Linked DNA regions of Mus musculus: regions 1, 2, 3 and 5 are each linked to region 4. Evidence: chromatin loops called from intact Hi-C (ENCODE). Cell type or tissue: left cerebral cortex. All regions are shown on one strand. Region 1 holds the start of Tlx1 (T cell leukemia, homeobox 1). Region 2 has its middle 3.3 kb from the start of Gm35610. Region 3 holds the start of Pax2 (paired box 2). Region 4 holds the start of Gm34922 (a long non-coding RNA gene). Region 5 overlaps Hpse2 (heparanase 2).

Evidence for each region. Hi-C counts contacts between places; a loop is a spot of excess contacts. Peaks named below come from ENCODE experiments on the same cell type or tissue, not always from the same donor. Only the 100,000 strongest peaks of a DNase experiment are listed, where the experiment ranks them.
Region 1: a loop joins it to region 4, with 5 times the contacts of the local background. A loop is called at or near these places in 6 of 42 quality-filtered maps.
Region 2: a loop joins it to region 4, with 5 times the contacts of the local background. A loop is called at or near these places in 3 of 42 quality-filtered maps.
Region 3: a loop joins it to region 4, with 6 times the contacts of the local background. A loop is called at or near these places in 10 of 42 quality-filtered maps.
Region 5: a loop joins it to region 4, with 3 times the contacts of the local background. A loop is called at or near these places in 4 of 42 quality-filtered maps.

What each region holds. Positions count from the first base shown.
Region 1 is chr19:45,148,123-45,153,122 of GRCm38, reverse strand. Tlx1 (T cell leukemia, homeobox 1) reads right to left here and starts at 2,408. Exons shown (of 3, transcript NM_021901.3): 1 at 1,631-2,408. The coding sequence starts at 2,207. In left cerebral cortex, no CTCF peak of the experiment used is centred here; a DNase peak (open chromatin) is centred at 2,047.
Region 2 is chr19:44,735,024-44,740,023 of GRCm38, reverse strand. No RefSeq gene overlaps it. Among named protein-coding and RNA genes, the nearest start is that of Gm35610, 3.3 kb to the left of the region's middle. In left cerebral cortex, no CTCF peak of the experiment used is centred here; no DNase peak of the experiment used is centred here.
Region 3 is chr19:44,752,481-44,757,480 of GRCm38, reverse strand. Pax2 (paired box 2) reads right to left here and starts at 575. Exons shown (of 10, transcript NM_001368747.1): 1 at 45-575. The coding sequence starts at 87. RefSeq lists promoters at 113-1,387, 113-4,290, 113-5,000, enhancers at 3,549-3,958, 3,250-3,958, 4,495-4,614 and a cis regulatory region at 4,925-5,000. In left cerebral cortex, a CTCF peak has its summit at 2,595 (motif pointing right); DNase peaks (open chromatin) are centred at 1,289, 1,660 and 2,616.
Region 4 is chr19:43,612,567-43,617,566 of GRCm38, reverse strand. Nkx2-3 (NK2 homeobox 3) reads right to left here. Exons shown (of 2, transcript NM_008699.2): 1 at 4,718-5,000; 2 at 1,675-3,261. The coding sequence ends at 2,522. Gm34922 (a long non-coding RNA gene) reads right to left here and starts at 1,382. Exons shown (of 3, transcript XR_003952841.1): 1 at 1,069-1,382. In left cerebral cortex, a CTCF peak has its summit at 2,617; DNase peaks (open chromatin) are centred at 3,046, 3,719, 3,812, 4,857 and 1 more place.
Region 5 is chr19:43,382,506-43,387,505 of GRCm38, reverse strand. Hpse2 (heparanase 2) reads left to right here. Exons shown (of 12, transcript NM_001081257.2): 2 at 2,608-2,765. Among named protein-coding and RNA genes, the nearest start is that of Hpse2, 3.3 kb to the left of the region's middle. In left cerebral cortex, no CTCF peak of the experiment used is centred here; DNase peaks (open chromatin) are centred at 1,055, 2,028 and 2,182; H3K4me3 peaks cover 845 bases.

The DNA.
Region 1 (5,000 bases), 1.5 Mb before region 4:
ATCAGAGTTCCAGGCCGTAGGGCCTGTTCTGGTCTCAGTCACAGCCTCACCATCATACAGCGGATATAGCTACAAACTTCCAGATCTGTACTCCAACAGAAGAGAATGCACACCTAGACAAGCAACAGGACACGGGGCAACACAGGACTACAGTCACACACTCTCAGAACCTCCTTCAGGCCTGACGCTACAGTTGACTATGACTCCCCAGAGTAGGCCCATGCTGATATCTTTTGTATAGTACACACACACACACACACACACACTCAACAGTGGGCTCGTAGTGTGGGTTAAAGTCAGTCATCAACACTGACCTGGCCTTAAGTAGGGGAGACAGATAGGCTCTGGGTCCCCTACCTCCCTCAATGAGAGGACTTAGGTTGTATTACTGAACCCCCTTGACAAGAGTCCTTCCTCCACAGTAACACAGAGACTCCTTCCCATTTCTGCTGTGGCCCCAAAGTTTGGTTAGGGCCCCTAGGGACAGCCTCTCTGCCTGTGCTGTCTGTAACAGAAGCAGAGGGGCCTAGGGTAACTTTGGGTAGCTAGGACAGGTTTAGTTGCTGTAGACTGTTCTTTTCATTAGCCTGCTTCAGGAGCCCCATCCACAAGCATCGGCCTAAACCTACTACCTCCCCTCTCTAAGGCCCAGACAGCTAACTGGGGCCCAATTCCTAACAGCTGTGTGCCCATGGGGGCCTGAACCTTCCTGAGGCAGCTCAAGGTCTAAGGATCCAAGGACAACTAAAGGCAGCCAGCGGGAAGTGGGCACCGAGGAAGAGGGTACTCCAGAGCTAGGGCAGAGAGAAACGGAAGCCAGGTCAGAGGGAGCTAGGGTGGTGCAGAGAGCAAGGCCGCTGGGCCAAAGAGTTCGTCCTCCTCTCCGGGAGTTGTCCTCCAGCCAACCCTCTGGTCAGGCGGGTGCAATATTTACCACCCCCCAAATAAGAGAGCCGACCCCTGGGAGGGATACCGAGGATGAAAACGAAAATTGGCCCAGCCTTGCGCTGCCACTGACTCTGAAGAATCTCGGAGGTCCAGGAAGAAAGCTCTGCTCCTTCACCCGGGCTTGGGGCCTTTGCGGATCTGCAGCGGCCCGACCCGCACGCCACAACTCAGAGCACGTGTGTGTGTGTGTGTGTGTGTGTGTGTGTGTGTGTGTGTGTGTGTGTGTGTGTGTGTAGTAGGGGACGAGAGGTAGGAGAACCTTTTCTTATGTCTAATTATTCTGTCTAATTCTGGGGCTCTTGGCCTCCGTCAGGAAACAGCAGCCAGGACAGAAAAAAAAAATTTTTTTTCTCACACGGGCATGCAAAGCCTAGACTGTTGACAGAAGATGGTCCTGAATCTACAGTCCTCTACCTGACTGGGCCCTGGGATCCCGAGAGGGGACCAAGCTTTGCTTCCACGAATGGGGTCCTAGAGGAGAGACAGAAGAACCCAGGCTGCAAGAACTCTTGGAGCGATTCTGAGCACATAGAATCCTGAAGGCAGCTGAACTTAGGAAACGCACGGAGAGGCGCTAGGCGACCTGGCGCTCAGAAAGAGCTTCAAGGAGCCATCAAGCAGGGTAGTGGGTAGCACAGAGACCGAGCCACGGCCAGGCGGGACGCGCGCGGGCCGGACTCACCTGTGAACCTGTCCTTTGTGTATCTGCGGTTACTCTCCATCCAGGGAAAGGTGAGGCCGGTGAGGTTGTTGACACCCGGCACCGCAGGCACAGAGGGTACTGTAGGCAAGCCGGTGGCCAGGGGCTGGGGATGGGCCACAGCTCCAGCTAGCGGCCTGTGCGCGGGCACCCGGATCACCCCTGCAGCGCTCAGCGCCCCGGCGCCACCGGCACCCCCGCCACCGCCGCCGCCGCCCGGACCGGGGCCGCCCGCCAAGGCCATGTTCACGTTGTAGGAGCCGGGCAGTGGGCCCATGCTGCAGGCACCGCCGCCGCCGCCCGCCGGACCACCAGGACCACCTGGGCCACCCGCGCCGTAAGCGCCAGTGCCCCCGGCCCCCGCCCCAGCAGCGGAGCCCCCGCCGCCGTAAGTGTAGGCGCCTCCAACCAAACAGCCAAGGCCGTAGTCTCCATCCTGGAGGCGCGAAGCGGGCCCCATGCAGCCGCCCTGGTCGGGGCTGTTGAGGATCTGGTCGATACCGAAGCTGATGGGCTCCGCGTGGCCCGGGTGGAGATGGTGCGGACCCAGGTGCTCCATGCTGGCCCCGGCCCCACGCGGGGGCCCGGGCGCGGGCGATCGCTGCGCTGGACTACCCGGGCAGCGAGTCGGAGCGCGGAGGCAATCGCCACCCCAGGCTGCGCTGAGACTTGAAGGCGAAGTGCGCAGAAGGGCCAAAGTAGGGGGGAGGGGAAGGAGAGAGGGGGAGCTGTATTCTTCCCCTCTCCGGCTTCTCCTTCCCTTCTCCGGCTGCTCGCTCGCTGTTGACTCTGGGACATCAATCACCGGGCGAAAAAGCCCTGAGCGAGCGAGCCTAGCTGTTTCGGCCGGGTCTCTCCATTGGCTGTGCGTGGAGAGGAGCGGGGTGAATGACAGCGCGGGGGAGGGGTTGGGAGGGGGGAGAAGGAGGCCAGGAGCCCAGACAGATGCCGGAGCCAGAGACAGAGGGACGGAGATCAGAGCTCTGAGTAGTTCCAGTGAAGAGAAAGGAGGAGGGCTACAGAGAGAGGTTTAAATGAGAAAGAAAAAGATCAGGAAGCAGCCATTCCCAAAGACGAACAGACAGACGGACCAAAGGAGAGGGAAATCAGAACCTTTCCCAGACCTGGTAGGACCCACCCCCTCACTTTGAACAGGGCCGAAGGAGTCCAGCCCACTAGGCCCCTGGGGACAGGTGTCCTGCCCAACTGGAGAATCTCCCCAAGGGCTGAGCTGGGAAACACCTGTCACTCAACCAGGAGATTTACTGCAACTTCAAGTCCAGCTTGTTAGAAAGTAGAAGACTGTCTACTCCCCAGGTATGGAGCCCGGGCCCCGAGGCAGGACGGTGAGTTCAGGCTTGTCCTTTAAAACAGGTCCTATGAAGAGCTGGCTATATATTGTTATAAAAATTAGCAGCCACTCCAACTCAGTCTCTTTAGAGAATTTAAGGAAACGAAAGTCAATCCTGAAAAGCAGTCACAAGCCAAAGGATTACTTTGGGGCTTGTGCGAGGGTGCCCGTTCCTCAAGGTACCTCTTTCATTTTGAGTAAACAGAAGCTCGCAGAAGCAATTCCTACGACCCGACCCAAGTGAATGGCTCTGGGTTTGTGAGAGAAAGGACTTAGTTCCTTGCTTTTAGAATCTTTGGAGGGAAGCCTTGGGTCTTAAGGCTGTGGGGGCGGGGGCTGCTGGGACGAGAATCAGGGAAGTGCGTCCAGGACAAATTTAGGCCTTTTCAAAGTTATGCCTGTGGCTGCCTGGCTGAGAGCCCAAGAGAAAAGAAGGAAACTCCCTTCTTTTGCTTCCTCTCTTTCCCCTCTCCAGTCGGGAAAGGTCTGCTCCCTCCTAGGAGCCAAGTTCTGAGGGAAAAAAAAAAAGCATAGGTTATGAATTCTGATCTATTTCAGGTCCATTCACTGCTGAACCTTCTGGGAGGTCTCTAACAGGCAAAACGCTGGCCTCACTCCTCAGCAAGTCTCAGTGGAATCTAGTTGTTTTGGCCACTGTCTGACACTGTCACTTGAAGGGCCTTCCTCAAAGACAGGAAATGTCATATATATATATATGCGATGTTATATGTGCATATGTGTGATATATATGTGTGTATATATATATATATATATATATATATATATATATATATATATATTGATATATAATGTGTGTACCCCTCCTAAAACAGCCCCAACAAATCAAACATGTTCATCTTGAGTGACTAATAAATTAATGGAGACTTGACTTGCCCAACAAATATTTGTGTACTTAAAATGTACCTGGTACTTTCTAGGTACTGGGGAGACAGCCAAGTGTCTTGACCTCAGACCTGTGTTCTATACAGACAATAAACAAAGAAAAAGAAGGATAAGCCAGAAGTCAGTATTATGGATAACTATAGAAACTCAGAACTCAGTAGCATCTCTCTCAGATAAATACTCGCCCTATCTTCAGCCAGGAGAGCAAATGCTCATTCAAGAAGATAGAAAGCACGAAGCAGGTAGTTGTTCTCAACTCTTTTGTTTTGTTTTGTTTTGTTTTGTTTTGTTTTGTTTTGTTTTTCAAGACAGGGTTTTTCTGTATAGCCCTGGCTGTCCTGAAACCCACTTTGTAGACCAGGCTGGCCTCATACTCAGAAATCCGCCTGCCTCTGCCTCCCAAGTGCTAGCACTGCCCCCAGGTAGTTGTTCTCAAACCCTAAGCAAGACCAGGAGAGCAGAGCTCCAGCCTACTGCCTGGCTCTTGTTCCTCACTCGGCCTCCTCGATACCTGACTTACTTGAGAAGTTCTCTGAACCTGATGAGCCTTTTCTGCCCTTTATCTTGAAAGATCTAGAACAGAAAGCAGCCTGGGCATTTACTCCGCATACCACATCCCACACTCGTTTGAGACCCATAAATACCCTAAGAAGCTGATGGATATGGCCCGATATTTTTACCAAATAAAGCTGAGTGAACGAAAGCGCAGACCGTTCCATTTGTCCATCAACTGATGGACACATAAAATATGGCCTGTCCACGAAATGGAGCACTATTCCACCATAAGAGGGAAGTGTCTGCTTGCTCACACCACAACCTGGGAAATAGTATGCTAAGTGAGAGAAGCCAGGCGCAAAGGCATTAGATAGATAATTTAGGTAAACTGACCAAGACAGAGAACTCCATAGGACAGAACGGTAGACTTGTGGTTGCCAGGACTAGAGGAAGAGGGGAAGTGACTGCTCCTGAGTACAGAGTTTCTTTTTTAGGAACCATTAAAATTTCCCTGCAGTTTGGTAGTGGTGGTAGCTGCAAAACTCAGGCATATTCTGAAAGCCACGGACTAGTGCACCTTAAGTTTGAAAGTATGAAATGTGA
Region 2 (5,000 bases), 1.1 Mb before region 4:
GATTTGGCAGCCTCTGGATGTCAAACGCTCAGGAAAATTTCCATCCTTACAGTCTCTAGGTTGATGGGGTTCAGCCCACTCCACAACCCCTTTCTGACCTTCCCTCCTAGCTGAAGTAGGAGACAAATAATCCTTCAGGAAGCAGATGGGCGGCTTAGTCACTTCCTACCTGTGCAGGGGCACCTGGTGTTTAACTGGTGTTGAAGCCCAAGGACTTTTAAGTCCAGGAGAGAGGTGCTACTGAGCTGGGACAAGGCCAAGAGGCAGGCCTCATAAGCCTAGTTCTGCACTGTGCTGCACACTGTGACCGCAAATGTAAATCCCACACTGGTCACCCCCACCCCCGCCACTGGTCCCTTCTTAAGGAAGACACTACCTGTTGGCCAAGAAAAAGTCTGGAAGTGTCAAGATGGAGAGTCTCAGGCGGGCTTGTTGCTGTATGCCTTTAATCTCAGCTCAGAGGAGGCTGAGGCAGGCTGATCTCTGAGTTAGTTCAAGGCCAGTCTGGTTTAAATATAGAGTTGCAGAGATGTCAGGGCTACATAGTAAGACCCTGTCTGTCTGGGGCTGATGATGGGCATGTGTCTTCAAGGTTGATTGGGATACAGGGAAACCTAAGTTGGTATTAGAGACCGCTTGCTAAGGGTCTTAGGACCTTACGAGATGCTTAGACCTGAGCGAATAAGTCTGTTGCTGCAGGCCTCTTGCCTCAGCTACTCATTACAGTTTTTAAGTTTAATTGTGTGTGTGTGTGTGTGTGTGTGTGTGTGTGTGTGTGTGTGTGTGTGTGTACTACATGCATGCAAGAACCCAGAGAGGTCAGAGGAGCAGTGATCTGTTGGAACTGTAGTTACAGGCAGTTGAGAGTGATCCTGTGGGAACTGAACCCAGGTGCTCTACAAAAGCAGTCAGTGTTCTCAACTACTGAGTTGTTAGTGTGGGCCCATCCCAGATGCTCTTGAGGTTGAAGCTGGAAACTGGAAAAGCCTTGGCAACTTAGTGAGACCCTGTCTCAAAAATTTAAAACCAGGGGGCTGGGGATATAACTCAGTGAGACATTGCTCGCCTAGCATATGTGAGGCCCCAGGTTCAATCTCTTACACACAGAGAAAAAGGTAACTAAATGTACCCTAAATGATGGAAGAATCGCATTTCCTGGGCCTAGAGAAAGAAAGCGTAGGGAGAATCAACAGTTGAGGAACTGGGTATATATATACATGCATACAGACACACACACACACACACGTCTATGTAAGGGGAAGGGCAGAGACAAGGGCAAGAAAACAGACAGGGCAGTACCAGCATCTTTCCTAAGTTTTGATTTTCCTTTGCAGGCCATGGGGTGCCACTGAGGGATCTTAGACAAGGCAGTAACAAGGTCTGATTGGGGGTGGGGGGAAGGCCCTTACTGGAGGTATGCATAATGGGCTGGGGGTGAGAGAGAGCAGGGGAAACAAGGCATGCAATCTTGTCTAGGAAAAGGCATAGTCACAAGGCGAACCAGCCCTCGGGAGCCAGAGCTGCTACGTGGAGAGGAAAGGTAGAGGCCTGCACACTCTTGGTGTGTTTGTGTGCACGTGCGCATATGTGCGACAAGATGCTAAGTAAAGGTCCACTTAGGTTCCTGAGGAAATTTAAAATATTTTATTGAATTTTGTTTCATGTGTGTGTGTATGGGGAGCGTGTACATACCACAGAGTGAATGTGGGAGTCCGTCCTCTAGGCCCACTGTGCCGGCCCCAGGGATTGAACCCGGGTCATCATGCTTGGCAGCAGGCACCTTGACTTGCACCATCTCACCAGCCATCCAGCACTTTCCTCCCCAGTACCTTTCACCACCCTCCACTGCACTACCCCGCCCTTTAGGAGGCAGCCTCTCAGAACAATGCATACTAGTGAAGAAGAGGGCTTGTCACGAACCCAAAACGTCAGAGAAGGCAGCATCAAGAGTGGGAAATGGAGGCAGCAGTCTTGATGTGGGCTCTTCCTTCCTCAGAGAAGGAACATACCTGCTATGTCATCAAATCCCTTGAATACAAGGTACCTATATGTTCACATCTGTAAACCAGAGCCCAGAAGTTAAATAAGTTAATCTATCCATATACCCTTGACACATATTAGCTCATTTCCAACCCAATCAGGACACAGATTTTTTTTTTTTGAGATAGGGTCTCACTATTGTGCTCAGTTGCTCTGTGTCAAACTGTCAAGTTGCTGTGGTGTCAAACTGGAGATCCTCCTGTCTCATCCTCCAAGCAGCGGGGATCACGGGTAAGTGCCACCATACCAGGCCTCAGACCTCTTTATGTGGAACACAGGACAGAGCAGGGGGCCAGGAAGTGTGGTAAAGGGGTGCAGTCACTTCAGAGAGAGGGCCTGGAATGGCTCCTTGGGGATAATAAACAACAGAGACAACTAAGATGCCCAGGGGCTCACTGCGCGCTGCACACGGAGTACTTTTACACAGTAATTCCTTTTGTCTTCACATACATCTCTATGTGTGTGTAGCTTGTGTGTATGTGTGTGTATTTGATATGTGTATATTCATGTTTTAACGTGTGGGCACGCACATATGTATGTGTGCCTGTGGAGACCAGGCATTAACATAGACTGTCTTCTTCCATTACTCTACTTTATTGAGGCGGGGTCTCTCAGTGAACCTGGAGCCAGGTCAAGCTAGCCTAGCTAGGCCAGTGTGCCTCAGGGTTCTACTTCTTGAGTGCTGGGATGACAGGTGGCATCCACCCCAGCTGGCTCTCATGTGGGCTCTGGGAACAGAAACTCCAACCTTCATGCTTTAGCAGTAAGGGTTTGGTCCACTGAGCCATCTCCCTGACCCCTCACCTGCTATTATCAATCCCATTTTACAGATGAAGAAAGTGAGGCACAGAGCATTTTAGTAGCTTTTCCTCTATCACACTGGGCAGGTGGCAAAGACAGACTCTCTAGCCTGAGGATGCTTCTGTAACCTACAGCTATGAACTTATGCTGTGTTAGACATCTCTTTCCCTAAGGGAAAGGCAGGCAGAAGAGAACTGTCTGTGGCTAAAAGGACTTCCCTTGGGAGTCTTCCTTTTGGTGACTCATGAGAGCCCCCTTGCACCTTGTTTCCAGACCTTCACCCCACTCCCCACCCATCTTCTCTAGCTAGAGGTTACCTAAGCCTGGAAGCTCAAAGCTGGCTTCTGTGACATGGCCAGCCAGACCTTCCTCATCCCACACCCCATGAAGCATCCTCTGTCTCTGGAGCTTCTTTCCCCAGCCAGGCCCTGTCTCTGGCTGGGTGCCTTTGGACTTGGCTTCAGTTTAGGGAGGTAAGATGCCCTCTGTACCACATGGCAGCTGGGCTCAATCTCTGATTAGGCCTCATCCTCAACACCAGGCACAGATGAGAACCCCTAGAGTCTAGGGGGTCTCAACCTTCTGAATGCTGTGACCCTTTAATTCAGTTCCTCATGTTGTGGTGAGCTCCAACCATAAAATTATTTTTTGTTGTTTCTTCATAATTTTGCTACTATTACGAATCATAATGTAAAGATCTGTGTTTTCTAATGGTCTTTGGCAAGCCCTGTCATTTAAGGTCATTTGACCCTAAAGGAGTCGCAACCCACAGATTGAGAACCTCTGCCCTAAGACTGATCTTGATCTCTTTACTCCATGGTATGACCTAGGTTGCCCAAAGTCCCCCCCACACACACATTCACACACTGGAGCCTGAAGGAGGCTAAGACTGCTAAGAGCCCTCGCTCAAAATCCTGTCCTCTCTACAGGCTGGGTTGTGTGACTACCAACAGAACGGATTATGGAGCTAGAGAACACCACACCACACAGCCTTGTACCAGAGCTCCCTTCTCTAAGCCAGAAGAAGTCCCTCACCTCCTTGCTGGCAAAAGACATGAGTTGAGGAAGCTCTAGAACCACCCAGACCTCTGGGGGCCATTCCTGACTCCTTTATCCCACCCAGCTGGAAAAAAAGGAATAATAAGTATGTAGGAATCCTCTGGCCCATGTTCCTGGAGAAGGATCCTTCTTCTTCTTCTTCTTCTTCTTCTTCTTCTTCTTCTTCTTCTTCTTCTTCTTCTTCTTCTTCTTCTTCTTCTTCTTCTTCTTCTTCTTCCTCCTTCTTCCTCTTCCTCTTCCTCTTCCTCTTCCTCTTCCTCTTCTTCCGCTCCCCTTCCCCTCCCCCTCCCCCTTCCCCTTCCTCTATTGAAAGTTAACCGTTTCCTGGCAAACAAATGCTTAATACCTTCTTTCAAATGACCTTGGAGTTCTGTAGAACAGTCACTGTAGTTGAGCAAATAGATATTCCCACAGAGCAGGCACCATGGAGCAGAAACCATTTATGTACTCCTCTCGGGGGTCTGCCTTTACAGCTCGCAGTCTAGTCTTGAAAATCTTCCCTTAAGATGGACAGGATGTTAGGCAACATGCCAAATTGTTCAGAGCCGACACTGGGGATGAAGGTGACTGACTGGATGGGTGTAAATTAGAGATAGGAAATGTCTCTCTTGCATCTCCTTCCCCTCCCTTCTCACCTTCCTCTGCCAAGGAAAAGTGTGTGTGTGGGGGGGGGGGGGTGTGTGCGCGCGCGCGCGCGCGCGCGCTTTGCAGGAGAGGGAAGCAGTCTACAGAATCCCTGAAGCAAAGCTTTCCTCCTAACATCAAGTTAGTCTTGCTCTTAGTTTCTTCATCTAGGAAGCCAGAAGCCAGCATCCTTAGATTGGGGAAATTGAATTCTTAAAGGCACCTCTTGTAGCACCTAGCGTTCAACAGGAGCCTCAAGAACGTCATTCCCTTGATCATTCGCCTTTCAAGGGTGCATCCATGCCACCTGCCCTGGGTCATGAGCACTCCTAGACACCTGTGGGAGTTGGGATCTGGGGATGGAAATGTCGGGGCTCCTCTAGCAGAGCGCCTCCGCCTTGGCCTTTCTGTGGCAGACTTGCTGACCTCCTGGGTGTGGAGTCCGGGATTCGGCAACGCAGGTGCGCAGGTCAGAC
Region 3 (5,000 bases), 1.1 Mb before region 4:
ACATGGGGTTGGAACCGAGACAGGAGCCGGGCGCCGGTACTCACGGTGCATCGCGGAGAAGGGGTCTGCTTTGCAGTGCATATCCATCGGGAGGCAGAGGAGCGGGAGCAACGCGGCCGCCGCCGCCGTGTCGCCTCTCAAACTCAACTTCAGGACTTGAGGAGAAAAGGAAGGGACGGTGGGGGAGGGAGAGTGAGCGGGCGCCCGACTGCTGGGGGGCAAGCGAGGGCGGGGGACGCCGCGCCGCGCTCCACGCCGGGACTCCTCCGGGCCCGCTGGGGTTTGCGACCGCAGAGGCTGCAACTTGCCACCGTTGGGGCACGCGGCTGGGCAGTCAGCAACGCAGCCCCGGGGCGACTGGCTGGACCAAGGGGCACTTGGGGCGCATGGCTCGCGCGCCAGCTGCGGCCAGAGCTGAGGCCGGGTAGGGAAGACGGCTCACTCAGCTCCCCTGGAACCCGGTTGTCCGAGAGGCTCTGAACCAAGAGAGCTCAGGGCGGGGGCGGCCCGAGGGCGCCAGGAGGGGAGCCGGGCCGCTCCAAGTGCCGGCGAGTTGGCGAAGTTGGCAGAGAAGTAGCAATCCCCGGGATGTCCAAGCGGGCGCCCGCGGGAGGGGAGCGTGCGAGCCGGCCCCCGCCCCCGGAAAAGGCAGGCGCACGCCGCGGCGACCGAAGGGCCAGGAGGGAGGGAGGCAGCCTAGGAGCCGAGCGGCGCCCGCAGCGCTGGGCTGGCCCCAGGTGGGTTGCGGCTGCAAGAAGACTCGGCCGGAGACTGGAGCCTGGGCTCCCGGTGTGTGTCTCTCTAAAAGCTGCAAAGCCCCCTCCAGACCCCCTCCTCCTCCCCGCGCCGGGAGATGGATGACTTGTCAGACAAAGGCAATAGATTCCACCACTCTGTGATTCGCCAGCGCCGGAGCCCCGAGCTTCGGCAAGGAGGGCCCCGCGCCTGTCACTCCGGTGCTGGCGAGGGGAGGGCCCGGGAGGGGGGGGAAACGGGAGGGAGCAGCGGGTGAAGGAAGAGGGAGGGTGAGGAGCGGGCCAGGGGGAGGAGGAATGGGAGCCCCGGATTAAAACTACACTGAGAAACGAAACTCGCCGAGAAGATAAACGTTAGATAAGGATAAAGAGCGGCCAGCCTAATGAATATTCAGGCAACCACAGAGGGCCTCCGAGCGCGCGGCACTCCGAAGCCAGGCTCTCAGTCCTAACTCGCCCAGCCCTGCCATCCACCGGCCAATGCCCGCAAATCCCAGACGCCCGCGAGTCCGCAGCCCCTGTCCTAACTCGGCTACCCTTGCGCTGAGTTCCTTTCCGTTTCTCCCTGTGTCTTCCTTCCTCTCTCCCTTTCCCTCTGGTCCTTCCCTTTCGCCTTTTCCTCCTGTGGTACCTTCCCATCCACGCACGCATGATTCTCATTCCGGGGCAAAGTGCCCAGCAGTTTGTCCCCTCCCGTCCCACACGCGGTGGCGCGCACCCCCTCCCCGGAGTCTGGGCAGTCCAGACGCCTGGTTTGGAATCAAGCTAGAGGCCTCTGGCTAGAACCCACCTGCCTTGGTGGGACCCAACGGATGGTAGGAGAGCCAGGGAACTTGGCACCTGGACCCTCGGGTAGCTAGGGAAGGGACTGTGCCGGGAGACGGTGCGCAGCGGCTTGTCCGCGGCAGTGACAGAGGATGCAGAAGCCCAAGGCGGGACCAAGGCGTTCTCTTTCCCCGGCTGGGGAGAAGAGGAGGCTATGAACGCGACTGAGCGCCGCCCGCCGCCAGCTCTGCAGATCCCGAGCGAGCGCAGCTGGCGCAGCACGCCGGCCTGGCCCGGCTCCTACCAGAGCCGCTGGCCCAGTCTCTGCAGCCTGGCCCGCACTCGCTCCCTTGTTCGCTGGGGTCTTCTCGCACGCACTAAGCGAGAGAAGCCCTTTGTCTCCTAACTGGTTAAGTACAGAATATCCAGGAGATCTTTATGAAATATTTTCCCTAGTCTCATAAATCATCTTGGCACTTCAGCTGATGTTTTAACTCACCCCCCCCCCCTTTTTCGCTCCCTCCTCCCAGGCTTCCCTGGGTCTGAAAAAGGGCGGCTCCAGGAAGCTCAAGCTGAGAAACACAGCTTTCTTGCCCGGCGGACCCAAGACTCCTTGGTGTTGTCTGCAGCTCCTGAAGCCCAGAGGAAGGGCAATGAGTGTAGACAGTGCCCCTGTCCCTATAGCCAAAAAGCCTCGGCAGTAGATGGGGTTGGGGGAAGCACCCACTAGACTCTCAGCCCGTCTCAGACTGACTCCTACCGGGCATTTAGAACCGCCCACATTCTGGGTGAGTTTCAGGCCAGGCTCAGCTACACCGGATTCTGAGCTTTCCATTCCAAGGGGAGCTGGGTCGGTTGGGATCTGGGCCTTTGCCCGGTCTCCTGGAAATTTCCGGCTAGATTAATCCAATTGCAGAGTAACTGCTGGAAAGTAAGAAACTAAAAAATAAAAATAAAAATAAACCACCTTTCCATCTGCCCACCACCACCCTGTCCCCCACTTCCTTTGGTCTGAGGACTAGGTTCCCGTGGGCAGGAAGAGTAGGAGGTTCAGGGGTCCTGCCAGGAAAACCAATGCCTTCCTCTCAAGGCCTGTAGATGGCGCTCCCGGGTTTGCTTTGGCCAAATCTCACAACCTCACAACCTCAGCAACACGCACTAACTTCTCATAGGGAACAGAAAAGAAGTGTGTGTGTGTGTGTGTGTGTGTGTGTGTGTGTGTGTGTGTGTGTGTGTGTGTGTGTGTGGAAACAGAGTTATTTCAGCCTAAAAGGGTCAGCTCCCATACTGGGGAGCCAGAAGCTCTAAGGTGGTAGTAACCGCAGTAGCCTTATCTTCCTTTGAAGAAGCAATCAGTCCAGAATTTGAGGTGGGGAGCATTCAGAAGAGTTCATAAAGGAACTCTTGTTGGGTGTGCTTAAGTTAAGTCTTGGTATGTCTGTTGAGGAAACAAAAATCAGCGGAGTTCCTCACTCCAACAGAGATCCAGAGTCCTCTAGAACTGAAATATAGTTTCATGTTTCACGTCCTATGAAATGTGAACATAGACAATGGATATTTCCCCATAAGAATGGGAGTGGGGTCGAACTTTACATTTTGTAAAGAGAACTAACAATTCAATTCGTAAAACACTTTTGAAGTTGCACTTACGCAAGTATCTGCCACATACATCCTCTTAGGAATGAGGGCTAGTGATAGTCTAATTTCTATGTAGCTCCAGAAAACTCAGGCATGCCTTCCCAGGACTCCTGGGACGCGCGCGCGCACACACACACACATACACACACACACACACACACACACACACACACACACACACACACACACACCTCCAGTTTCCCTGTTAGTTTTCCAGCTGGTTTCTGGGTCTAGATAATCAAAAGGCGATCTACCCTGCTGCTTTGGAAGCCCGTTAGCCTCTGCACAGCCCTCTCTTTGGACTTTAGAAGGAAGGGCTGATTTGCAGATGTCCCTTCTCGATGGCCTCTCCTTCTGACTCCCCCTTTCCTGTTCTTTTTCTTCTTCTATGGGCCCTAACAGAAGGGGAAAGAGTAGAAAAAGAAAAGAAGAAAGAAGAGGAAAGGGAGGAAAGAAAAAGAAAGACAACAACCCAACCCCAAACACAGCCAGGGCTCGACCTGTCAGGCTTGGTTGCTTTTCCCTCATCTGACTCTAAATGAACCTTTTCTCTCTAGTGTTTTCAAAGCAGCCCTTCAACACCCCCCCACAACCTAGGGGCATTTACACTTCAAACAAGGAGCCCGCCTCCCTGCGGAAATTTAAAGGCAAATAAACTTTTGGGGAGTTGCTCTGATACCCATCTCGGGATTTGCTTCATTAGTCGCCTCTGTGCATCTGATCTGCCCAATAAATCTTCCTTGTGGATCTCAGTTCCTTCGCCTTCTCTGCTGCCACCTCTGCCATGCTCGCTTGGCGCCTGGCAGCCCCACTCCTACTACCTCCCTTCCGAAAGCCTAGGGTCAAGCTGGTTCTCCGCTGGAGCGGGCCTGCTCTGCGTGAGTGTTAGGTGTGCGGGAGGCCTGCGGTCCTGCAAGAAGGCCCTCTCATAGATACTTATGCAAAGGTGTCCCAAGCCGCATGTGACTTATACCCCAGATTTTAATGCGTCTGTGGGCGGATCATGCATAAGTAAAGTGCAGGCAGAGATCCTGTCTGCTAACCCCGCTCACCCAGGCCCCCTTTCTTTACTCTTTTGCTGGGGGTGGGGTGGGGGCGTGACATGACTGCATCTCTTCTGCACACAGGATCCTGATCCTGACCCCAGTCATTAGGCACAGGGTCTCTAGCAGTTCTCGAAGGTGGCTGTGTCACCGAGGACCTGGCAAGCAATCCCCCCCCCGCCGCCTCCCCCGCTGCAGTGAAGCATTCAGCTGTGCCCCTCCCCCCACCCTCGGCCCCGCTTGTCTTTTCTCCCTCTACCTCCTGGGGAGTAGCGTGGGGAGCTATGGCCTTAGCTCTGAGGGAGGGGATTAGAAATTCCGAAATTAAGCGTACCTCCCTAGGAAATGCTCCCTACAGCGCAGACCAAATTAAATGCATTAAAGTTGGGGGGGGGTGTTTAGAATGAAGGGACATGAAAACAAAACAAAACTGGTCCTAAGGAAAGGAAAGCAGGATCGAAAGAGGGAGAAAGCGAAGGCTGAGAAGCTGCTCAGCAGCTCAGCATCATTTCCGTTTGTAACTCACCATCTCCACCAACAAAAAAGCAAAGAAAAAAGTTCTTACAATCAAACTCTAGGTCGCATATCCCCGGGCCATTTGCACTCCGAGTGGGCCCTTGGAGGGCGTACCCTAGGTGTCCAGGTCCCTGGCAGTAGGTGACCGCTCCAAGGCCCCTCTCCTGCCCCGCCTGGCCGGTTCCCGCCAGGCCCCTCCCGCACCCCTCCCCCTGCCTAGCCCGCTTTCTGGTCACATTGGAGGATTTTTTTTTTTTTTGGAAGAGCTTCTGGTACAATATGG
Region 4 (5,000 bases):
TGGTTGTTGTCATGTCCCACCAGCCCACTTAACATACACAAAAATGAATTCCAGGAATCTCTGGACAGTGGTTTTCCCACCACCCACTGTCAGCATCTAGGACAGTGCGAGTCAATAGATAGGCTCTAGGTGTCTACAGTTGAATGACTCTTTCCAGCCAGTGAGAAACTGAGAACTCCTTCTCCAGCCTTTAGCTTAAAGAACTTAGGGCTAAAAGAAAGCCCAGGGCAGGGTAAGAGAGTGGCTTGGGCCACCCCCTCGGTGCTTATGGGGTGGTGGGAGGAGAGATCCCAACTCACCCGCAAGTTAAGATTAAACGAACTGAGGGTCCAGGAGTCTTGTGCACTAGCTCTGAGACCCGTCAGCTACCAGAGAGCAAAGAGGAGGCAGGTCTCCCTCCTCCCTCTGATTTCTACAGCTTCTGGCTAAGCCCTTTGGGGATGAGTCCACGGGCATCCTGGGCGGTCAGAGGGTTTGTGGACACTGTCTTGCCTGCCTGCCGACCTGCCTGCCTTCCTGCCTTTCTCTTCCTCTTCTTTTTTTCCCCTTGCAGCCCCTCTCTAGCTCCCAGTCCAGCAGCCCCGCAGCAACCCAACACCCCCACCCCCTCCAGCACGGGCGAAATTGCTAAACTTGTAGCAATAATGACCCTGCATTCAGGCGGCCGACTCCCGCTGAACCTCTCAGCGCCCTGGCCCTCCCGGCCTAATCAGCGCGCCCCTCCCTGCTGCCCGCCCAGCCCCCGGCCACCCCTTCCCCCCACACACAAAAAATGCGGGGAACAACCCCCCCGTGCGCATTTCTCCGTCCCTCTGTTGAGCAGACTGCTGCACAAAGCCCCCGCTCTGAGAAGCAATGGGGAGCTCGGGGAGGGACGTCAATCCGACGCTCTGGGGTTTTTGTTCGCGCAGGGGACCTCGCCTTCCTACCACACCTTTTGTTCGGGACTCCAATAAAAAGCCATTCTTTCCGCACCTTCCCGGCCCGGAGCCGCCTTTCAGCCGGGGCCGGCCCCACAATGGCGCGGCGCTCAGAGGCCTCCCCATTCACCCGCCTTGGCACACTCACAATCGGCCGTGTGGCAGCACTGGCCTCGCACAGGCATTCTCCAGGAGTGACAAGGAGCCGCATAAAGCCGCGGCCGCCGGGGGAGAAGGGAGGGCGGCCGAGGGGGAAAGCTCGGCCGCGGCGGGGCGCGGCGCGGTGCAGCGCCCCCGGGCAAGCCCCAAGACCGGGTGGCGGCCGAGGGAGGAGCCGCCCCAGGCTGAGCCTGGAGGCCAACTTTTCTTCTTCCTCGGAGACCCTGGAGGTGGGACAGAGTCCCAGCTTGACCAAGGCGGGTCCCCTTCACCAAGTCAGTGCATCTGGGTAAAATGTAGTGGAGGTGTGTGTTGTGTGTGTGTGTGTGTGTGTGTGTGTGTGTGTGTGTGTGATTACAAAGTCCCCGACCCCAGGAGACCCAGAGCCTCTCTCTAGCCTGCTCGGCTCACAGCACCAAAAAGAAATTAACAAACAATGCCGAAGAAGAAGCCAAACTTGCAGCCAGGGGCCTTGCTCAGGGGCACCAGGCAGAGATGTCCAGGGTACTTCCCTCACTTCCCATCCTGTTTAGGGGGTGGGGGGTGTCCTCCCCAGTCTTTGGGGCTAAACAAGTCTTGCAGCAAGCCAAACAGCTCAGAAATATTGCACCTTCTTTATTGACTCCTGTAGTGTGTGACAGCGGCTGTGTACACGGCGTGTGGATATAGTTATAGAGAGATAATGTGCGGAATACAGAATACAAAACAGAAAGGAAACCAACCTGGCGACAACCTAGGTTGGGCGGACAGGTCTTGGATTTGCTCAGCTGCCTCCCTTCCCCCAACTTTCGATCTCACTGCGGTGGTGGTCTCCAAGAACAGTCCCCTGACAATCTAGGGATCCGGGCGGAGTCTGTCTTGGAAGGGACACAGTTGGAAAAGGAAAAATCCACTTCGTTGTGGCGCTCCGGGCAAGCAAAAGGGGCTGCGGATCGGTGGAATTTCTCAAGCTAGTACCCCATTTTCCTCTCCTTCACGTTCTCTCTCCAACTACCTTTCTTTTTCTTTAAATTGTTCTTTTTCTTTCTTTCTTTCTTTCTCCCCCCTCCCCCCTTGTTCGGTCCGGTTCCCGGACCACACTCGGAGAAGGCCAAGGGAAAGCAGGAAGAGAAAAGCCCTCCTCCTCCTCCGGAGAGCAAGCGACAGCCGGAGTCCCAGCCTCCCGCACTCTCCGCAGAGTCAGGATGGGAGGCCACCTCTTCCCTGGCGCCTGGCCGGTGTTTCTGTCTCAGTCTTGAGGACTGGACCAGGGCATCCTTTCTCCGCTGAGTTCCATGCCCCAGGCCTGGAGTGAGCTGCGACCATGGCCCCTTGGAAGGAGCGATACGTCTGTATTTTTATTTTAACGAGGGGACCTGGCCCTTGGGTCTGTCCTTTCTCGTGTCTCATTCCCGCGGTGCCCAGCGTGCAGTAGGACGCCCGCCGCGTGTCCCGCCCAGGCCTTACCAAGCCCTGATGCCCTGCAAAGTCCCCTGCGTGCACGCGGACCCGGCTGCAGCACCTTGATGCAAGGGTTGCGCGCCGCCGCCGCTGCCGAAGCCTCCCAGGTTGCTCACGTTCACAAAGGATCCACCGCCGGTGGCGCTGCAGGCGGGTTGCATGGCGGTGGTCGCCGCGGAGGCCGTGCCGCCACCACCACCGCCGCCACCGGTCGGATAGGCGCAGCCGTAGCTGCCGCTGTAAGCCGCCGCTGCTGCTGCGGCTGCGGCGGCTGCAGCGGCTGCGGCGGCCGAGTTCCCGTAGCCGTAGGCGGGGAAGCTGTTGTAGGAGTAGGCGCCGGCGCCCACGCCGTAGGGCGAGCCGTAGGTTTGTGCGCTGGGCGTGACGCACGGCTTGCCGTCCCGCACGAGCACCGGCACTGCCACGCGGCGGGGTGGCGGCGGCGGCGCGTGCGTCCCCAGCTCCAGGGACTTATCCTGCCGCTGTCTCTTGCACTTGTACCTGCGATTCTGGAACCAGATTTTCACCTGCGTGGACGTGAGCTTCAGGCTGCTGGCGAGATGCTCGCGCTCGGGCGCCGACAGGTACCGCTGCTGCTTGAACCTGCGCTCCAGCTCAAAGACCTGAGCTTGCGAGAAGAGCACCCGGGGCTTCCGGCGGCTCCGCGGCTTCGGCCTCTCGCCGTCCTCGCTCGTCTTACAGTCTCCCGCCGCTTCCAGAGACTTCTTCAACTGACAGCTTTCTAAGGGAGAAGCAAGACATTAGCCTTTCTAGTTCTCAGGATACCACCCCTGCGCCCCAGAGGCACAAAACACTCCCGTAGTAAATGCTAGTTTTGGGGAAAGTTCATAGTTTCTGGAGCCCAATTCCGCCCCCCCCATCCCCCCCGCGTCAGGCGGAGCACCTCCACCGGGAGAAGGCGTATTCGGTGAGAGTAATTAGCTCGCATTTATTAAATTTGAGCATCAGCGAGAAAATAGATTAAATGTGCCGGTCCAGGGGCTAATAACAATTTTCAGGCGACCGCGGAACAGGACCCCGTATCTGCAAACTCGTTTGCCTTCCACTCCCCTGAAGGTGTGGAACGAGTTGGTATTGGGGACTGGAGGCCTGGATGCATGGGTTGATTGCAAAAATTGTTTCTCTTTGGAAATATCTAAGTGAAAGGCGTATGTGCAGCTCAAGAATTGATTTTTTTTTTAATTTTCAAAACTACTGAGAACGCGTCTGTGACAGTATCTGTATGTTACCTTACAGAGGAAAAACAGTTGGATGGACCGATTTAGACAGTTTCATGTCTGTGTTAGGCCTGGAGAATTGTTAGAGAAAAGATTTTGGTCTCAGCCAGATCAAATCTCCACTCGGAGAAGAGATTATTTGATCCTGTTTCCCTTTCAGACATTTCCTTATGGGCTTATTCAATTATCTGATTCTCCTGCCTGCCCCACCTCTGATCTGCTGAATGGCCAGAATCCCACTCAGAACTAATTCAGGAACTTTAACCATTCCACTCCGCCTGCAGTATAAGAAACAAAGCGAGCATTACGATATTTTTTTTCAGAGGCCTTCACCTCCTGGGTGTGACTTGCTGCCGTCATCTGATATGGATCGAGCTCCCACACATTGGCCACCACCTCTCCTCCTTGCAGTTCGAACGTAAGAACTGCAAGCTCCGAAGTAAGCTGGTGTCTCTCAAAGTCTTGCCCGAAAGGATGGCCCAAACACAACATTCTTGCACTGCCTTTTCGGGACAGCCGGGGTGACTGCCCTGGCCTCGCTGAATTCACCTCACGTTAGAAGAAAGACAGAAAAATGGCAGAAAACTGACCCCCCCCTTTTTTTTTGAGAAGATGGGTGTGCGAGAGAACACACACACAACGGACAAGTTACGACCCAGGCTCTGGGCCCCCGTCACTCATTACTCAAGGAACCAGGATTGCAATAATCACTTTTCCTTCCCTCGGGGACTGCTCCGGGTCCCTGCTCCGGGCAAGAGCTGTTCTCTCTTTCTCTTTTATCCCCGCCCCAGCACCATCTCAGGTACCTGTGCTTTGCAGAGCTGTCCTTGAACCTGGCATAGGCATGACCCTAGCCGAATGTGAAAGGGGCGGGTGGCCATGCAGGCACGGTTTGTGGGTTTATAGGCGCTGAGCCATTGCCCCAGGTGTGCGGACGCGTTTCCTTCCCCCTCTACTCACTTTGGCTCCGTTCGCTCACAACCTCCTCTTCTTGTTCCTTGGGCCCGCTGCAAGCGTCTCGGAGAACTGTATGGACATAGCTCTGAGGACAGAGACCCGAATCTCCATGGCCCTCGGCAGCAGCTAGTGAGTTCAAATAGGACAGTTTCTCTCCCTCTTCTTCCTCGTCCTCCTCCCCTGCATCGGAAAACTGCGTCCCTTCAGCCGTGGCCAGCATGCAGGGTGCCGAGTGGAAGTGCTGCTCCAATTCCGCCTGCAAGTGAGCTCCGTGGAAGTGCCGCTG
Region 5 (5,000 bases), 230 kb after region 4:
GATTGCATGAAAGTGGAATTTGCCACGGAAAGATGGTTTCATCAGTTCTCACTCCCAGACAGAAAACGAATTTAAGGAGAGTCCTGAGCGGTGAGCAAGTTGGATTGGAGTTAAAATTTTTTATTTTGTATCCTCCGCTGTCATTATCAGCCTTGACTTTGTAAGACACTTTTTATAGATGAAGCCCTTCCCCCTCCACCCTCCTCTTTAGTTTTCCTTGGTAACTGCATAGTTTAATTTTTTACAGTGGGGAAAAAAAATCGTTGCTCGGGTCGTAGTGTGCATCATACGCGATCCATAAAGGTCCTAGGAACTCTCAGGGGAAGCGTTGGGAGTTTTGAACCCCAAAGCAGTGGTGGATTAACAAACCTGAAGGTTGAGTCTCGCTGACAGTCTAGTTGGGTTCACCCTCTTCCCGGGTTGTTACTATTCAGGCAGTTAAGCAACCGCGATCCCCTTCCCATCAGGGGCGGTTGCAAAGAGGGGGGCGTTGGAAATAAAAAGAAAACACACAGAAGAAAAAGAAAGGGAGGATAAACCTCTGCAATATTGAATATCCAAGTGTTAAGTTTCTGAAAATTCCCTTCAAGTTGGACCCTTAGTTTGGGCTCCTCCAAAGAGTCTAGAGTGCTCTCCATCCCATTCCAGATCCGACTCACATCGTTATTGAGCATTTTTCACCCTTAGAGTTTTGCTTTTCCGGGTGCACCCGCCCCTTAGCGCTCAGCCTCAGGTCTGCGGACGCAGCAGGTAGCTGTAGGCGCTGCGCCGAGCGCTCCATCCAGGTCAGGGTAGCTTAGCCAAAGACTCGGAGGTCGTCGCCACCAATGCGGAGGCCGTTTTGGGGTTCCAGAAGGTACAGTTGTTGGGAGGGCGGGAACAGCGCTGCACTACCGGGTTTCATCCTTGAAAGCTTTTCTGTGCAGCAGAACGCTTCTCTGAATTCATCCAAATGTGGGGTGCAACAGGGCTTTTCCTAAATGCACGCCCCACTTGCATTGCTTTGCTCCAGCTGCGCGACTCCTCCGAGTTTTTTCTTCCTCCTCCTCCTTTAAAAAATGTCAGCTTGTTCGCGCTAAATATTTGCCTGCTGCAGAAAAATTCTGGAAGGCAGCTTTTCGGGGAAGAAGCCGTGGCGGGGCGCATTTGCATTGGCTGTGCGGGCTTTATCCGGAAGATTGGAAATGCGGCGTTTCCCTGGGGCCGCACTCGCGCCGACGTCCCTTCTGTGCTCAGCCGGCCCACGCGACGCCTAAACTTCGCCTGCCCTGCAACTCGGTCCTGGAGAGCTCAGCCAAACCTTCAAGCCATCTCAGGGTAGACATGTATCTTCCCCAAAGTGTCTGGAAAAAAAGTGGAGTTTCCTTTTACTTCTGTGCCCTTCGAATTCAACTCCTTTGTGATACTCTTTAACGTCTCCATTTTGATTTGCATTCTCACAACCTGAACTAGCAAAGCGTTAAAAAACGATGTGTAGACCCGGGTTTCAATAGCCGGTTTTCCTCATCATTAACAGCATCTGCAGGGCTGGTTCCCAATTACTTCCTAGAGTAGCACTTGTTGGCTTTTTAAAACCCATTGATGGAAATCCTGAAAATGGATAGATTCAAATGTTATTGTTCTGGTACTCAAACATTTCCCGACACACAAGTTCCAAAACTTGCCAGACTTTTTTTTTTTTTTTTTTTTTTTAAACCAGGCGCTACCAAACCTCAAGGAAAAAGAAAGATAAAGCCCAATTGGAGACAGGAGTGGGGCGTGTGCGTCTGTGCGTGAATGTGTGTGTGTGTGTGTGTGTGCGCGCGCGCGCGCGTGTGTGCATGCGAGAGTGTGTGTGTGATGGAGAGAATGTTCTCTTAAGACCAGGATGAATTATTTCAAGTGCCAAAAGACATAGGTTTTACTTTTGGGAGGTGGGGTGGGGAGAATCCTCTGAAAGACAAGGAATTGTTCTGGGAACCTCTTTGCCTGAAGATTTGGGAAGCTACTCAGTTACAATGTAATAGAATCGGAAAATCAGTTTTGGTATTTAAAAAAATCCTTTGACTTTAGATGCTGTGCTTGGGTTTAGAGAAAGTAGGCCAAGTTTTACCGTTTTGCATGTTACTTATGCCCCGGAGGCCAGGGAGGCTTCGCGGAGTTTGACTTGAAAGTTTGGCAACAGTCAGAGGTTGGCGGTCCACTCTATGCGCGTCTGTGCCAGGAGCGCTTTCCTGGTAGTGGCAGAAGCCAGCCAGTTGAGCCTTGGCCCAAGTTCGCCACACAAGTGCCGCTGCCCCAACACACGAAACAAACACATCTCCAGTCCTTTAGAAATCAGTTCGTCGGGCATCAAGGTGTCGGTGGGAGGGCGCAGCTGCGGCCAGTTGGGGTCAGGGAACAACCCCAGGGAATCCAGAGGCTGAGGGTAAAGCGGGCAGCAGAATCGGCACAAGCGAGCCGCCGCAAAGCAGTCCGCGCTCGGCTCGGACTGCAAGCTGGAGTGGGCTTAGATAATAAATCTCCCACCAGGTCTCCTGCAGGGAGTGAGAAGGGGCCTTGCTACCTGACCAGTGCTCTCTAGCCTTCTCCCGGGATCCTTTCCTCTCTCTTTCTCTACCCCTGCAGCTCCAAGCGTCTGGTGACCTTGGCCCGGGGACTCTCGCCCGCCTTTCTGCGCTTCGGGGGCAAAAGGACGGATTTCCTGCAGTTCCAGAACCTGAGAAATCCGGCGAAAAGCCGCGGGGGCCCGGGCCCGGATTACTATCTCAAAAACTATGAGGATGGTGAGAAATTTGGTCCCGATTTTGAGTGTTGGAGGAAATTGGGGTGGGGGTGGGATCAAGCCCTGTGGTGTGTGTGTGTGTGTGTGTGTGTGTGTGTGTGTGTGTGTGTGTGTGTGTGTGTGTTGTAGAGGCCGACTTGGAGCAGAGCTTGTTTGAAGTTCCCCTGAAAAACTAGAAGCAGCAGGCTAGGGTTCATTGGGAGTGTGAGACTCCTGAGGTGAGCATGAAAAGGGAGTTCCGCTGGTTGCCCAGCTCCAGGCTGTCTGCTTTTGTACTGGGCGGTAGTCTACAAAGTTCTGGTGCCTATAGGCCACATTGCTGTGGGCTAGTGCTGAGGCTTTAACCAGGTTCACAGATTAAAAAGCCATTCCTAAAATTCCAGGCACACGTACCTTTTATTTGTCTTATTTCTTGTTTTCCTGGACCGGGAGACAGAGACTTAACCTTTCTGAAGCCCGGTCTAAAATTGAATGGAATAACACCCTTTACACTGTTCCATTGTAGAGGAAGGCTTGGAAATCTTTGCAGTGGTTTCTCTCCTTTGGACTGCCTTGTCCTCAGTCACATGTTTCCCTCAGTTTAACGTGCCATTGCCTTTCTTACAGCTAGAATCAGATGAATTAAGTCTTGCAAAGGCTTTGAAAACTCCAAATTCTATTCCTATGTGAGAGGCCAATCATTATAAGTTTGAACACTTTTATTTTTATTAAGAATAAATGAAGATTATATTTAACCGTTCCCTATAAAAGGTTTAGTGTTACTATTTATTATATTTTTAGTGTGACCAGAGAGATAAAATTTCTTTCAGAGATAAGTAGAAATTGTAGGATCTTCAGCTACTCATGCTGTTAAAGTTGGTAAAAGAGTCATTGGTGTCCCTTTGGGCTCTCATTCCCCCTCTCTCTTGCTGCCCTTTCTCACAGTGTTAGCATAGTATTATTCTTACAGTGTTAGCATAGTATTATTCTCACAGTGTTAGCATAGTATTATTCTCACAGTGTTAGCATAGTATTATTTTGAAGAACTGGGCATAGGTTTTCTGAGTCGTTGGGATTTTTTTTTAACAACTTGTTCTTATAAGTTACCTTAATAAGGAGATAGCTTTGTGATTTTGGACTCCACTGAATGAGGAGTGTGTGTGTGTGTGTGTGTGTGCATGTGCATACACGTGTGCACCAGAGTAACAGAGGGCAAGATGATAGATTGTTGAGTGTTTAGCATTACTAAAACGTACTCAATTTACCCAAGAGTGAAGGTGTTTAAGAACCCATCTTTTCAAAGGTGAAGGTCATTGCTATAAAATGTGAGTTGCATGTAGAGTCTGCTGTCCCTCAGCATGAGACAGGTAAAAGACACTGTGAACAGCAGCTCTGCTGGCGAGAGCCAGGGTTTCATTCACAGCTCTCAGCCACTGTCAGCTCTGGCCTAAGACAGGAGATGGGGTACACTGATGTCCTGATGAGATAGGTTTTGTTCAAATTCATTAAACCACTTCCTTTTTAGTTTGTGGAAAAACTTGTTAAGAGCTGCAGAAATTGCTGGGAGGGGAGAAAAGAACAATATATGCTAGAAATCAACTCTTTTCTTTAAACCTTGCATTTAAAATTCTGCCTCACTGAACACAATGAATTCTGCTTGAAGTGAAGAATACAGTTTATTTACCTTTCTAAAGGGACATCATGAGGAGAAAGGGAATTGGCCAATGGCTGTAAAACTTGACAGAATTAAAAACATAAGCAAGGAAAAAAACAACTCTTAAAACACAAGACTAGAAAAGTCTCTTCCCATTCAGTCCTGCCACTCCTCCAAGGTCATCATGGAAGCACCCGGATGATCTTTCCTCCCCACCCCACCTGGCACTGAACACCCAGAGGCCTGGAGTTTTTTAGCCATGCCCGAGGGAGGGAATTCTCCTCTCTTTAGTTTTTCTTTTTTGACTGCAAATTTCTCCTGAACTTTCTTTTTCTAAATATTCCTTCTGATATTTACAGTGATACTTGTGTATTTTAAAAGACACATACCTTCAAAATAACTTATTTTTGGTGTGGGTACCAGCCCCACAGACTACCTGGATTTAATTCTTTTAAAACTTTCTTTAAAGTCAGCCTGTCCAGACACTAATCTGTTTTATTGCTCCTAGCTGAACTCCTTCTGATTTATGTCTCCCTGGTAATAGGATGCTCTGAACTATATCAGCAGTTGAGGCCTTAACCAGAGTTAAAGAGAGTAGGAATG